2 separate regions of the Homo sapiens genome follow, and region 2 is linked to region 1. Evidence: chromatin loops called from intact Hi-C (ENCODE). Cell type or tissue: dorsolateral prefrontal cortex. All regions are shown on one strand. Each heading gives the region's core, and the rest is flanking DNA. Links, peaks and the distances in the headings are about the cores only. Region 1 holds the start of LINC00472 (long intergenic non-protein coding RNA 472). Region 2 holds the start of OGFRL1 (opioid growth factor receptor like 1).

The links. A loop is a pair of places that touch in the nucleus more often than their neighbours do. Peaks named below come from ENCODE experiments on the same cell type or tissue, not always from the same donor. Only the 100,000 strongest peaks of a DNase experiment are listed, where the experiment ranks them.
Region 2: a loop joins it to region 1, with 4 times the contacts of the local background. A loop is called at or near these places in 10 of 110 quality-filtered maps.

Annotation. Positions count from the first base shown.
Region 1 is chr6:71,415,246-71,424,564 of GRCh38, reverse strand. LINC00472 (long intergenic non-protein coding RNA 472) reads left to right here and starts at 3,820. Exons shown (of 3, transcript NR_121614.1): 1 at 3,820-4,499; 2 at 7,173-7,245; 3 at 8,006-9,319. LINC01626 (long intergenic non-protein coding RNA 1626) reads right to left here and starts at 3,538. Exons shown (of 8, transcript NR_121615.1): 1 at 3,464-3,538. In dorsolateral prefrontal cortex, for the core only: CTCF peaks have their summits at 3,440, 3,640 and 4,353; DNase peaks (open chromatin) are centred at 3,624, 4,264 and 4,734; H3K4me3 peaks cover 2,500 bases; H3K27ac peaks cover 2,500 bases.
Region 2 is chr6:71,282,881-71,288,987 of GRCh38, reverse strand. It overlaps OGFRL1 (opioid growth factor receptor like 1), which reads right to left and starts at 177. Exons shown (of 7, transcript NM_024576.5): 1 at 1-177. The coding sequence starts at 51. It overlaps LOC124901339 (a long non-coding RNA gene), which reads left to right. Exons shown (of 6, transcript XR_007059640.1): 4 at 4,048-4,128; 5 at 5,104-6,107. RefSeq lists a silencer at 1-524. In dorsolateral prefrontal cortex, for the core only: a CTCF peak has its summit at 1,196; DNase peaks (open chromatin) are centred at 357 and 597; H3K4me3 peaks cover 1,303 bases; H3K27ac peaks cover 2,500 bases.

The sequences.
Region 1 (9,319 bases), core at 3,354-5,853:
AGTTATATATATTTCATCTCATTTCAGAAAGTATTTTACAGAGCTTCAATAAAATGCATACATACAAATATATAAGCTAATAATGCATATATGAATAGTAATAAACCATGGCAAGGTAAAGCTTATGTTTATTAAAAATTAGAGTGAATCTAGTATTTGATAGCACAACAGAGTGACTAAAGTTAACAAAAATTTATTGTACATTTTAAAAGAACTTAAAGAGTATAATTGGATTGTAACACAAAAGAAAGGATTAATGCTTGAGGTGGTAGATACTCCATTTACTCTGATGGAATTATTACACATATATGCCTGCATCAAAATATCTCACGTACCTCACAAATACATACACTTACTATGTACTTACAAAAATTTAAAATTTAAAAAAAGAAAAAAGTTACAGTGAAGCAGGCCGTACCTTGCTAAATTAAGCTGTAAATTTAGTTCCAAGCTTCCTGGTTGTTGAAATAAGAAGGAGAAGCTGCAAAAATCTCATTTCAGAAAAAATAAAATTTTTCCTAACACTTAACTCTAAAAGAAATTTTCCTGAGGGACTGTGACCCAAGATAAAATGGAGAAGGGAGTCTAATGTGCCTCTCACCAATGTTTTCTGAAATTTTCTCTCTGTTACTCCATATGCATATAAAAGTTTCCTGCCATAGATACATCACACAATAAGGAAACTACATGGTTGGGTTCAAGAAATCAACAAAACATAAGTTTTGTAAAAGGAGAGTTAAAGGGATCTGATGTTGTGATTCACAAAGGCATTTTTCTCTCATCCATGTAAGAAATAGAAAGAAAAACAGAGCTAATCGTTTTTCTCTTCTCTCTATATAGATATTATTTAATTATTCCTAAGAACATCATTTTCAGATTAATGAATTAGACTCGGTTATTTGTTGAGAAGTCACGTGGAACTCTGATTTGTCCAAGACAAGACATTCCGAAGCATTTCAACTATCAGAATCAAGAAGATATAAATCCAGTTATTCGTTATATTCACTGATGAAGCAATCTTAAGATGATAGCAAATTAAATGTAAAGATACAGAGAAAATAATATTATAGTCATATTACCACAGATCATGTGAGGCAACTTATAAAAGATGTATATGTATTTTTTTAATTACCTTTACCAATGTCTATGTCTATGTATTTTTTTAAAACCATCTTTATAAATCCTAAAACCGACCCCAAAGTCAATTTCTCTCATAAACATTTAAAAATGTGCTAAAACTGACAGCTCTCTAAAATAGCTTCAGCTCTTTTGTTCCATTTTGGACAACTGATGAGAAAATCGCTGATGAAAAACTGAAAATATCAGTTAGTGAATGAAACATCACCACAGTGAAATCACAAATATTACCCAGACAATCACTGAAATATTCATTTCCATGTAATAAATGGGTATGGACTTGTCGATTATCAGGAAATTACCACACACTGGTTTTGACTTAACTATACTTAGTAAATCATGCATATTCATATTGATAAATTCTTCCACAATTTTCACTCAGAAAATGAAATACATACAGTTAATTAACTGAAAATTACAACTGCTGGTTCAACTAAATTCAGCAAATTTTACATTCTAGTGTTACCATATGTACATTTGTTTGAAGTAGTAATTAAACTTCTGTACTAGACTCCATATTCTGGGAAAAAGTAAACATATTATGACACATGGAATCTAAAAATACACATTTATTTTCCTCTTTGACAAGTACAAAAGTGATAAGTGAATCTTCAATAAATGCCCCCAAAATTTAAAATTCAGTAATTGATTTATGGGTATAACTTTGACCCAGCCATTTACAACTTCCATCTAAAACTATATTAGCAGACATGGGATACGTTAACTTATTTTAAGCATATACATTGAAACTTGCTTAAGTTTTTAAACATTATGAACAGAGTATTAAACTGGACATTATGATACATCTTGTTTTTGAGGAATATACTAAGAGGAATACACTAAGAGTGAATAAAATTTCTCGAACGTTTTCCATCCAGAATTCTTTCCTCAGTATTCTTCTCTTCTAACATCCTCTTCATTAAAAAAGAGAAAGAAACCCTGAAAGTACTGCTTTGATCTAGAATGAACAGGCAGGAGTTTCATTCAGATCTATTTTGAGAGAAAACTGATGGGCTCAAAAATATACTTCAGTTGAAAAAATGTGCAGTCGAGGAAATATTAATGTTCTGATAATAAACAGAGAATAATAACACATTTAAGACTGTTCTGCACTTGGCACAGTATTTTACAGAAAGCAAAGTGCTTGACAAACACTATCTTGGAGGGATCTTACAGCACCCCAAGGAGGCAGGTAGAGCCAGGCGTATTGTTCTCTTGTAACAGAGTTAGTCATTAAGAGATTGGCTCAAGGTCAATCCAGAACCTGGATCTGTTGATAAAACTTTATTTCAGGGGTCATGTTATCCCCCGAACTTAATGTGGTAAGTCATGGTGAGTTTCAATCACGAAAGCAAGGAGGTAATATAGCCATATTTTTCTTGTTTGAGATCTCTCTCTTCTTTCCGTTCATTGTACAGATCACCCTTTAAAAAATGTATTTGGTCATCAAAATAATTTATAAAGAAGGAACATGCCACATGTGTACAAAAATTTTTAAATGCACAGTTTATTACCCGAAGAAATAAACTGACGTAACTATTTGAAGTACAAATAAGTGTAATTTTATTTTAAAAGATGCAAATATGTGTTGCCAAATACTGTTTTCGTCATGGTGTAGTCCACTTTCAGTAAACAACTCAATGAAGTTTATAAACTTCATATGAACAGTAACAAATGAGTCATCCTATTCAAATCAAATAAACAAATAACTAGTGTGCCTATTATTTGTAAGGTCCTGTGATCAAAAGGTACAGTCGTTTATAGCCAGTGCTTTACTCAAGTCCTTTCTTGATAGATAGATGGGTGGCAGATGGATAGAGATATCCTACATATCTATCATCTATCTCTACATTCTTCTTTTCCGGTATTTCATCCAACTTCCACTAAAGATAGTTTGTGTGACTTTATTATAGAAATAAAGTTCACAATAAAGATGATTTACATACAGAACTCTTATATTTTCATTCATGGAAAAAACCACAACATGGTGGTGCCAGTGACAGTCTGTGTTTTGGGGCAGGATAGAAACTAACCTGCTTCAGTTACCTGACATTCTAGCAAACTTATTAGGAACACAAACGCTCGGGTCTCTGAATGCACCAACCTGAGCGCCGGCTGATTAGGCATTGTAAAGCAGTGTTCTAAAAGGAAAGGCCTTCACTTAAACAGTGCTACAACGTGTTTGTTCAGCTTTCTTTCATACACAAACTTTTGCCAGAAAAGGCGTTTTAAGCCGAGGGTAAAGATTTTGTGCGTCCACCGTTCCCATCTTCAACTCTTTAGAATAATAGTCATTTAAGCACCGGACCTGTCTTCAGATTCTTACTTTGCGACACAGCTTTGGCCGGACTTGGCTTGATCTGGGCTCCAGGATCGGTCCCACCACCCGGGCTCGGAGCGGTTTGTTCCTAGTGGATCAGGGCGGGTGTGTTGCCGGAGTCGCCTTCTATTGGCTACACTCCCGGGGACTGGCTGGGCTTTCCGACACCTGATTGGGCGGAACAGCCCTCTGTACGCCGACATCATTGGAGGGCGCTGGAGCCAGGGGGCGGAGCGGGTTCCCCAGGATTCTTGACCGGGCGCGCTAGTCCGTCCGCTGAGCCGGGCGCGGGGCGCAAGAGCGGAGCTGCGCGAGCCGCTGCGGAGGGAAGGGCTCCTAGCCAATTGGGGTCTTTGAGGCGAATGCGAGGCTGGGGCCGGTTGCCTACCGGCCGCTTCTCGCCGAGGCAGTCCAGACTTTTCCCCCGGCGGTGCCCGCTCCAAGACAGCATCTGTCAACGCTCCTCTTCTCCCCTCCTCCTCCTGCCGGGCCGGGCTCCGCCGGCTGCGGCCGAGAGGACGCGGGACCCGGCGCGGTGAGCCCATCAGCTGTCAGGCGAGCGGCGAAGCGGCTGGAGGGCGGCGAGAGACACACAAAGAACGCGGTGGGCGGCGGCGGCGAAAGGGGACGGCAACTCCTCCCCGCGCCCGCCGGTGCCACCGCCGGCCGTGCTTGTTCCGAGGCCGCGCAGACAATGCGGCCGGGCTCGTCCCCGCGTGCCCCAGAGTGCGGAGCGCCCGCGCTCCCCCGACCCCAACTTGACCGTCTCCCGGCTCGCCCAGCCCCCTCCCGGGGTAGGGGCGCCCCCTCCCTCCGGTGGCCGGCGAAGGAAGTCGGTCCGCGGCCGCAGATCCCGGCAACTTGCGAACCGGGAAAAGTTTGCGGCGCCTCCGCGGGGCGGCGCGACGCGGCCCGCCCCTCGCGTCCGCGGTCATCGCGGGTGACTTTCTCGACTCGTCGTCAGCCGGGGCCGCAGCGCGGCCGGTGGGGACTGCGGGGCGGGCCGGAGTCCGTCCGAGGGCTCCCGCACCTCGGGCTGCGGGTGAGTCGGCTTTAGGCGCCGTGGGCTCAAGTGGTTTAGGGCACCTGGGCTTGGGAAGAAGTCGTGGAGAGAGCCTTTAATACTTTATGGAGCTGGCGGGGAGAACAAATAAAATTGCGGTAGCTTGAAGGGCACTGACATGCCACTGACTTGGGAACCGTATCCGTGGGAACTCTTCGGGTGCCGGCGCGACCAAGGGCCTGTGCGCGGCTGGGTGGGAGATGGAAAGGTTAGAAGGTCGCGGACTAGCCCTGCCTGCGACTGGCTCAGCTTGACCTTGGACCAGTGACTTTACCACTTAGATTTTTCTCGTGGGTAATATGTGGGGCCACAGCAACGTGGTCTATGCTGTCGTCCAGTTTTTAGACTACATCTCCGTTTTTGAGATTTTCCTAGGGCCTCAACACGGTGCGCGAGTTATCAAGCGATAGGCCAGGATATGTTTACATGCGCCTGGATTCACCTTTCAGCCTACTCAGAAGTAACTTTTAAGTCTGATGTTTTAAAACACTAACATTTAAAGGCTTTCCTTCACTATCCATTGCTTATTTTACGAACCTTAGGATTGTCGTATTTTGCTGCACCATTTGGAATCCTAGGGGCCAGGGTGGGGACAGAGAGCCAAGTCTGAGGGTGAAGTGGCAGGTGCCCCCGGGCGATCCCTGCCGGATCCAGTTGAGGGGGAGAACAAAGCATTTATTATGCATAAGAGAGAGTGAACAGGGCAGGTGTTTGTGTTTTTGTTTTCTGTATTATACTGAAAACTTTTTTTGGTTGGGGGGGTGCGGGCAGTGGAGGAGGGGACAAAGAAGAAAAAGAAATGTCAAAAAAGAGAGGAAAATGTCACTTATACCCAAAGTAAATCTTAAAACTAATGTAAGTCTTCCTTACAGGAACAGCAACACATAATGCAAGTACATCTTGATCTAATTTTAATGAAGGATTGAAAATAGCTACTGTGTTCAGTATTACTGACGCCAAGGCAGCTCACTTACATAATCTTCTTTGTTGAGATGTGTTAGTGGCATGTATAATTTTGATAAATAATTAATGTTAAAGGTTTAGTCCGGCAATGGTATTGAAATATTGTCGTCACAGATTGTATTGCAAGACAATGGTGTGTAAACTTTTGGTTATCATGATAACCTGCATTTTTTTCTCTAAACAGTAAAATCACACATTTTTCATAACCAAAATTCTCTTAAATAATGCATGTGTACTTTGTCAGTAGTGTATACAGGAGAAATTATTTTGTTCTGTAAATGACAAAGTCTTTCAGTTTTCTCACCATTTCATGAGAGTGAATTCTAGATTTCAGGTACTCCACTGGGCATTTTCTCTTCATGGAGCTTATAGCAACAAAAGTGTTTTACAAAAGTAAGTGCATAAGTATAGATACTCAACCAATATTTGCTGAATAAAATACTCAGATGACAATAATTAAAAGTCCATCTTGTTCATCCTTAAAGAGAATGATGATCATGCTTTAGTGGAGAGAATGAAAGTATCAAAGAAAGAACTGGCAGAAAAACAGAGCTTAGTTCCAGTATCTAGCCTAAATGTTTATGCTTTAAAACAGGTATACGCATTTGAAAAGAGACAAAGACAAGTGATAGGGTTTCTAGGAGAAAGATAGCAGTATTGATTTAACGTAGTACATTTTATGACCTAGTTTTGTTTGAAGAACACGAACGTTTGTAAAGGTATATTTCTTAAATAATCAGTAGCTGTTTGCATTGTGATTGGATGTCTAATTAAATGGCCTAATCGTAACCATAATATCTCACTTGAATGCTGTTTTTAAATTCATTTTTAAAATAGCTTGAAATAAACCAATTTAGTTACATGAAGGAAAGTATACCTTTTGAAATCAAAATCCACAGTGAGGAAAAATTATTGTCAGTGTATCACCAAATGTAAATTAAGCACTGGAAGTAGCATCTTGCCAAGAAGGTCTTCACTCTAGACAATCACTTTGTGTAGAAGAGGTATAATGTGGAATGTGGACTGCAGTGAGAGATGCCCTTATTCCTCTGAGGGTCTATTTGGTGACATCAGGAAAATACTAACGCCCCCCCACCACTTCACCATTTGTAAACCTGGCAACTTCTGGAAAGCCTAGTGGCCTTATTTCAAAGTAACCACTCAACCTAGAACTTAGCATTGATATTTGAACAGGCTATTTTTGTAGAATATGGGTTCTCCTCTGTGCAGATTTGCTGGCTGGGCTATCTTGTAAGAGATCACAGCAGTTTATCTCAGAGTGTAGTCCTTAGATCACCTGTGTCAGAATCACCTGTAGTGCTTACAAAACTTCAAAATCCTGGGCACATCCCACATTTACATAATCAGAATGTCTGTGAACAGAACCTAGAATTTCTGTTCATAAAACCCATTTATGCCTAGTGTTCCATTATTGGAATGCTGAGCTTGTGGGAGTTATTTATATCCTACGGCTCGAGGTCATTGCCAAGGTCTGATTTTTCGCAAAAAAATGTGCAACCTCTGGCATAAATGGGTTAATGAACTCCTTCAGAAGTGAGAGTTAATTACACTAAATTTTAAGAATTAGTGTTAGAGTTTTCTTGCCACAGTTGTAATGCTCATGTTGCTTTCTTCCAGGAACATTAAAATCTCCCCAGATGCTCACTGCTCTGATCATTTCCCCTACAGCACCAGACATGTTGGCATCATCTCTTAGTTGGGCCATGTGGCCAGGGAACCCTTCATGAAACCACCTCTGCAGGTAAATCAACATAGAATATACCACCTACAAGCAGAGTTAAGGCTGCTTTGGGACACAAGGCTCAAGAGACCACAGTTCACAGACCCCTCCTACTAGTGGGATACTCCCACCATCCTCCTTAACCTGTTGGTGATTTGTGGGAGTGGCAGTCCCAGCGTTCTGTTCAACTAGGGATATACCGTTTCAAGCAAATGATTGGAAATGGACCCTAAGGGACGGATGACCTGAGAGAGAACAGACAAGAATGGTGGATGGAGGGCTGTCCCTTCAACATCCTTCAAGCCTCAGATTTCAAAAACTTTAGTCCTAAAGCAGATAATTTGGCAAGCAAGTGTGGCTAAGCCCAGGCACCTCTGTTCTTGGTTGTCAAAACTTTAATCTACAAACTCATATAATGGCTCCTATAATCTCTATCTATAAATGCCCAACATGTGAGAATTTTCAAGCTTATCAGTTAAAAAAAGGTCGGGGGGCAGTGATTGTTTAGAAGAGAGGTTCAAAGCATAGGTTGAGGAGTCAACCAGTCCTGATTGCAATCCTAGTTTTGCCATTTACTGCTTGGGTGGCTTCAACCTACATCCTTGACTCTAAGTTTGTTTCCTTACTTGAAAAATGAGGATAATAGTACTGCCTCATAGGAGTTGTTTTGTAAATTATGTAAGATTATAAATTAAAACATCAGCTAATAAATCACACGGTATATATTTAATATATGTAGCTTTTAATTTATTATAATAACTTTTTCAAATTTCCTTTTTAGTCCTGGAGAGTTGCTGTAGAAGAAGGAAAAGAGAGGAAGACAACACAACACAGGAGGGGATAAGTACCTCTGGACACAATGGAAGTAGTAGTTGTTGAGCAGAGGGAAAGGGATAGGAGAAGGATGTGGACTGCAGTGCTGCAGTGCCAGGTAATAACTTTGATCATGTACCTCCTTGGCTCAGGTGCTGTCTCTTCTACTCTCCTCCTTACTTGTACTACCTTATTTAGCACTTAATTATATACTTTCTTGACTCACTTTGAGACACACTGATTATGTGGTCTGCCTCAAAGACAGAATCCTAGTTTTGGATTTTAGCATTACTGATCTATAGCCTTGCAGGGGCTTAAGGATGGCAGCTGTCTCTCTCCCTTGGGATCTAGCTTTTGCAAATATTGAAGGGAAGAGATTTCTTTGATCTTATAGGAATAGATCCACAGTTCCTCTCCAGATTTGCTTTTATAGAGAAGTGTGTGTCACCAAAACAATGGAGATACGGTCAGAGAGGCCCCTACCCCCAGAATTTTAATATAATTTTACTTTCTGGGGCATTTATTCTTGACAAATACTTTCTCTCCTATCAGCTCACTTGTTCCTCACAAAAACCCTATAAGATATTAATATTATTAAACAGACCCCTATGAAGCACCTCAAGTCTTTCTCTCTTCCCACTTCCATTCTTGCACACCTTTTGCTAGACTAGTCTCTGCGTTCATCACATCAGGTTTCTAAAATAAAAGTCCCCTAATAACTTTCTATTTGTTCTCTCATCATATTGAACCTTTTTTGCCTGGCTTATAAGGTGGCCTTAAAACCCCATTTTCCTCTAAACATTGTCTCTGTAGTTCAGGAATATGGCAGGCTCAACACTATGCTTGAGCCCATATTGCTTCCCTCATTAGTGATGCCTCCTCTCAGACCACCCAGATTCTACTCATTCTTCAATTTCCAGCTTCTCCTTGGAGCCTTCCCAGATCATTAGCTTCTTAAAAATCCCAGCTTTCTCTGAATTCTGATGGTAGCCCCCGTTATTTGGACAATTATGTCCTGGTCTTAAAGTCCTAATGGGAAAAAAAAGTACATGATGGACTTCATGTAGAGAAGAAAGCACTGGACTGAGTTTTAAGACAGCTGCTAAGGAGCTGTGTGAGCCAAACCAGGTTACTTTACCTCTCTGGATCTATATTTGCTGATCTGTTAAGTGGAGACAATTGGGTCAGATAATCTTGGTGGTCTTTGCTTATTCTGAGGTTCTTGGACAACTTGGCCTAGTTCACGTGGGATGGGATTGAAGATCTTACTGAGTTCTTGGAT
Region 2 (6,107 bases), core at 87-2,586, 130 kb after region 1:
CTCCACGGTGGTGGGCTCGCGGAAGCTGACCCCGCCGAGCAGGTTGCCCATTGAAGAGGCGGCGGCGGGCGCGGGGCTGCGGGGCTGCGGGGCGCAAGCTGCGGCAGGCGCTCTAGGGCCCGGGCATGGCCGCGGCGAGGGCGCTGGGCGGCAGCCTAGGCGCGCCCGCCCCGCACTGCCTCAGCGCGGCGAGCGGCGGACAGGCACCCTCGCGGGGAGGAGCCGGCGGCCCCGGGACCGCCGCCGCGCGCGCCTGAACCCGCCCATCCGGCTCCTTCTCCTCCCCACAGGCGGGAGCTGCCGCCGCCCAGAGCCCCCAGGGGAGCCAACTGCGGCCCCCAGCCGAGCGCCACCGGCCCCAGGCCGCGCCTCCCTTCCACGTTTCTCCCCGGAACACCTGCCTTCACGCGGCCCCCGGCGGCCCCCGGAGTGGATTGGGGTCGGCTACTACCCTCGCCGCCCGGAGCCGGGGGACGCCCTCCCGGGGCATCTCCCAGCTGAGCGGGATGAGGGATCCCGCCCAGCTCCTGGAGCTGAGGACTGGCGTGGACGTGGTGTCGAAGAGGTGTCACCGTCAGCAGGCGGGTCCTGTCCACACCCCCTCCCCCTCTCCCTGGTCCAGGAGGAAGACACTTTAGCTGCAGCAGAGGACAAAAGCTGATGGTGCCGGGCACCATATAAACAGGAAATCCCAGCTGCCACAACTGTACTTAGGGCAGCCACCTAGAGTCCTTGTGGTCTAGAAAAAGTCAGAGCTATCAGTCACCTCATCTAATGAGCAATCGCTCGTGAAACAAAAGGAACAGTAACAACTGGACCATCACATTGATTTGCGGGTAACCTTACACCCACTACAAATTGGTGCTCCGTGTAGGCAAAAATCTCAGAATCAGTAGAACAGATGGGCTGTTTCTAATGGAAGAAGCCTCGGCCCTGTGGTCTGTTCTGCAAATGAAAGGAGGAGGGAGAACTGTGTTAGGGAAGTTCTTTCTTTTTTCTGTTCTGTTCTGTTCTGTTCTGTTCTGTTCTGTTCTGTTCTGTTCTGTTCTGTTCTGTTGTTCTGTTCTTTCTTTTCTTTCTTTTTGAGACAGAGTCTCCCTCTGTTGCCCAGGCTGCAGTGCAGAGGCGCGATCTCGGCTCACTGCAACCTCCGCCTCCTGGTTTCAAGCAATTCTCCTGCCTCAGCCTCCCAATAGCTGGGATTACAGGCATAAGCCTATAGAAGTACGTAAAGATAAGGTAGTATTATCAAATATGTGACCCAGAGAAAAGTGACTGTTGTAAAATGTGTCTTCTGGCTTTCTAACTAGAAGGGAAGCCTCTTTGCAGGCAGCCCCCGTCTGAAAGTGTGTCTGTATTTACAGTGCTGTCAACTTGGTGGATGCTCAGTAAACATTTGTTAAATATGGACTAAGAAAGATGAGCTAGATATTTGAAGATTAAACTGTTGAACTTGGAATGAATAGTTTCTTTTCAAATGTTTCATGATGAAGTAGGAAGCCAAATCATGTTAGATGGACTGTTTCTAAGGGAAGAATCAGGTAAACCAGCTGCCTATTCCATGGATAAATCAGGATTACCTAAGCTCTTCATGCACTGCAACAAGACATCTAGGCTGTAGCTCTGTCACTAATCAGTTTCTGACTTTAAGTAGGTCACATGAACCTAAACTTCCTCATTTGTAAAATGAAACCAGATCTCTGGGAGCCCTTCCAGCTCTGACCTTCTGTGATCCTATGACTGGGAAAAGCTCTGAAACTAATAAGAAATAGACACGGGGTGCACAAAAAGACTTTTGGGGCCGGGTGCGGTGGCTCACGCCTGTAATCCCAGAACTTTGGGAGGCCGAGGCGGGCAGATCACCTGAGGTCAGATGTTCAAGACCAGCCTGGCCAACATGACGAAACCTCATCTCCACAAAAAAATATAAAAATTAGCCTGGCTTGGTGGCGGGCGCCTGTAATCCCAGCTACTTGGGAGGCTGAGGCACGAGAATCACTTGAACGCGGGAGGTGGAGGTTGCAGTGAGCTGAGATCAGGCCACTGCACTCCAGCCTGGGCGACAGAGTGAGACTCCATTGCCCCCACCCCCCGCCAAAAAAAATACTTTTTGATTATAATGGCTTAGCAGAAGAAGATGTGGGGCAGCCACATACCACAGGAATCCAACTGCTCAAAGCTGGGAATTCGATTTTCCGTTGGTAGAAGACCGGAACACATTGCAGAAGTAGATATTGTCCATCCAGCCTTAAGTGTTCCGAGATTGTTGATGTGGAAAGTCTAAGGATAGTTGTTGTGTCCCAGGCGCTCCATCTGTTGGTTTAGGTGTATGTAGATTAAAGTTGGCCACATGTTCTTTGCTCTCTTCCCATTGAGAAGTAGTCTTATTCCTTACTCTTGAAGGAGCTGGCCTCAGTGACTTGCTTAACTATAGAATATGAAAGAAGTGATAGTCCAGGATTTTCTAAGTTAAGCCATAAGGAACCTTGCATTTTCCACTGGGTCTCTTGGAATATTCTCTCTGTTAGCCCCATGCTGCCATGTAAAAAGTTCAGCTAGCTTGAGACTGCCATACTCCTAGAAAGGCCACTTGTGTGTGGCCTCTGGTCATCCTCTGGTCATGGTACCAGCTGAGGCCTACCTTCCAGTATCCCCTGCTGGATTCCACGTTTTTGTTTTTTTTTTTTTATTGAATCCTCCAGACCAACCCATCCACCATCTGAATACCTTTCAGTGACCTCCATCGACCCTACTTGGAATAAAGGGACTACCCAGCAAAGCCCTGCTCAGATTTCTGACCCACAGAAGAGTGAAATGCAATAAAATGGCTGTTGCTTTAGGTCACTAAATTTTGTAGTAGTTTGTTATACATCAGTAGATGATGGAATGGTGAGAAGTATCTGTGTTTGTGCATATAAACATTTAAGTAACTACTGCAATTAAATCCTTCCCTTTTACACCACCTTTTGAAAAATGTGTCAATTTTTATAGGACCATAGATGATATGCCAGATTTTGCAATATATTTTCTAAAGAACATAATTTTACATGAAGCGTAACACCAACCTTATATAATATTTAATCAATTTTAAGTTTAGAGCAATAAGCACGACCACATTGTGCCCAATCTATGTGTTATTTTTACAAGTTAATGCTGAAGTTCTGTCATCCCAAGCTTCTATACACAGGAATTATCCTTCTCGAATACCTAAACTTTTTTCATTATCCCTGCCTTGCAGAGTATTTAACATTCCTGCATCAACAGTAAAGAAGGGTACCTTTGCTTCATATAAAAATCATCACTTAGCTCAGTGCCAGGCATCTATTAATTTATCAATATATGTTAGCTGTAATGATGATTCATTCAATATGTCTTTAAAGAACATATAATTCAACAGTAATATACACATGTATGGAACAAGGAGAAACTATTATCACAATGGACTATAATATAGTTTCTGACTCCCTGTAAATAGAATCTGCTCTAAATTAAGCAGATGCTATAGCCATGCTTCAATATAACTCTGTTTTCAACTTCGTTATGAAATCCTTTAAGGGTGAGGCCATTTTACAAAGGACAAAGAAACTGGTGCTTCAGGAACTAAACTTTTTTGGATGAAACCCAAATGTATCTGGCATATCTTGAATTGTCTTTTATAGTCAATCCTGTTTTAGGGACATTAACAAAGGTTTATTATTACATAATTTGAGAGTCTTTCAAATAAAAGGAAAGGGCAGATCAAGGGCCATTTTCCCCAACCTCAGGAGTTAACTCCTCAGTACCTCACAGGAACCTGAAATCTTTGGAGGAAAAAAAAATAGTATTATTTTAAAAATTAAAAATAATAAAGATGGCTCTCTAAAGAAACATCTGAAATTAGTAGTAACATGCTGTAATATTATTTTCCATTGACTGTAGCCAAGGGCCTCTGCTAGCACCCATGAGAACTTTGTGTTCTTGAGAATAAGACACCTTTGCTCCAGGGCTTAGTGAGCAGGGCCTGAACTGGAGTTCCCTCCCACCACCTTAACTGAACTCTTCATGCAGGACACAGCATGTACAACCTCACATAGAGTTCCTGACCAGACAAGACTTGCTGGAAATTTCCCAGGATCTTCCTTCCTTAAGGTAGGAGTTTATAATAGGTTATAATTTATGAAAACAAAATATTTTTTCCTCCTTCCTCCCTGCAAATATTCTATACTTTTTGTATGATTCTGAGATATCTTCTCCTGTATCCTTGCCAACCACTAACATCACCATAGCCCCTCTTACAAAAATCTTTCTTTCTTTTTGGACAATGCAATTGTGCAATTCAGTGTTTTTCTGCATGTTTCTTTTATCTTTCTAAGGCTTGTTGCAAAAATATCTCTGCTGTCCATTACCTCTTCCTTAATATTCTTTCTTCTTATTCTTCTCAAAGAAATGACCAGCAATTAAAGCAATTCCTGTATACCAAAAACAAAGCTTTCAAGGTTGTTTTAAATGGGATACAGAAATAAACACACATACGTCTAATTTCAACTAAACTGAACTTGTAGTAGCAAAGAGATTTCTGCATTTTTTTTTCTTTTGAGATGGAGTCTCGCTCTGTCACCCAGGCTGGAGTGCAATGGCTCAATCTCAGCTCACTGCAACCTCCGCCTCCTGGGTTCAAGTGATTCTCCTGCCTCAGCCTCCCAAGTATCTGAGACTACAGGCATGCGCCACCATGCCTGGCTAATTTTTGTATTTTTAGCAGAGACGGGGTTTTGCCATGTTGGCCAGGCTGGTCTTGAAACCCTGACCTCAGGTGATCCACACAGTTCGGCCTCCCAAAGTGCTGGGATTACAGGTGTGAGCCACCGCGCCCAGCCTGCATTTTTTATTATAGATATAAAGGGTCAAATATTTTACTATCAAATATTGGTAACAAATGAATTGAATTCCCTCACTGGCACCTAAACTGCTGCCAAGACTCTTCTGAACCCGTGTGGTCTTCCAAATCTTATATATCAAATGTATCAAAAAATAGCAGGATATGTTGTGTGTGTACTGCTGGGGTTGTTTATTTGTTTGTTCGTTCATTCATTTTTGTTATTCTCACTTAATTTTTTTCATCAGCATCCATCATGGGAAGCCACCTTGCCCTAGGGAGAGCTCCTGACCTAGGGTCAGGAATATATTAAGGAAGACAGCAATTAATACATTCAAAAATAATAATAATTACAAATTGTAAGTATAATGCAGGCAAAGTGAGATCATGGGGTTTTGGCTTTACTCTGGGAGTCAGAGAATTTCTCTGGGGAGGTGACATATAAGGGAAGAAATGAAAGACAGGAGAGAAATTAGCCTGACAAAGAGCAGAGAGAAGAACATTCCTGGCAAAGATATTGGCATGGACAAAGGCCCCAGGCAAGAACAAGATTAGCCCCTACGGCCAGAGTGGCCAGAGAACAGGTGCGTGAGGTGTGTAAGGGACAAAGCAGGCCAGGGCATTTGATTTAAGGTTTTTGGATATTGGTTCATTTTTCAAAAACCAATCTTTAGCCTCTTTCATCAAAAGCAACCCTGTTTTCATTATTTCTGGTAGTTCTTTTTGTTGGTTTTATTATTTCTTGGTAAAGTAACAGATAGGAAGTAGATGACGGACCTGGCTGCATGTGTCAGGTGCCTTTGCAGCCTTTTCCAGGCCACTGGAGCATTGCTAATACACCAAAGCAATAACGTATTGCATTTCATGGAACCTAAGAATCATTTATTCTCAAATGCATCTTATTTCAGAGATATTTAAATGTAAAAACTTGTACATTCTAGAATTCATGCATTATGGTTTGCTGAAAGAGAATGTTTAACTTTACAGAACTAATTTATTCCTAAGAAATAGTTTACAATTCAAAGGCCAACTCTAAACTCATAACTGATACTGAGTATTTTCACAGCTTAAAGACTTTTTTTTACCAATCGCACTAAAGTTGTTAATAAAGCAAAGGTAAAAGGTCCATAGAATGTATGAGTGTTGAATTAGTGCATAATAACATATCAGTGGAGCTAAGTTGAAATTAATATAAGAATTCAGTTAATCATCATTTGCATAAATTCAGCCTGTAGACTAAAAATAGGGCCAT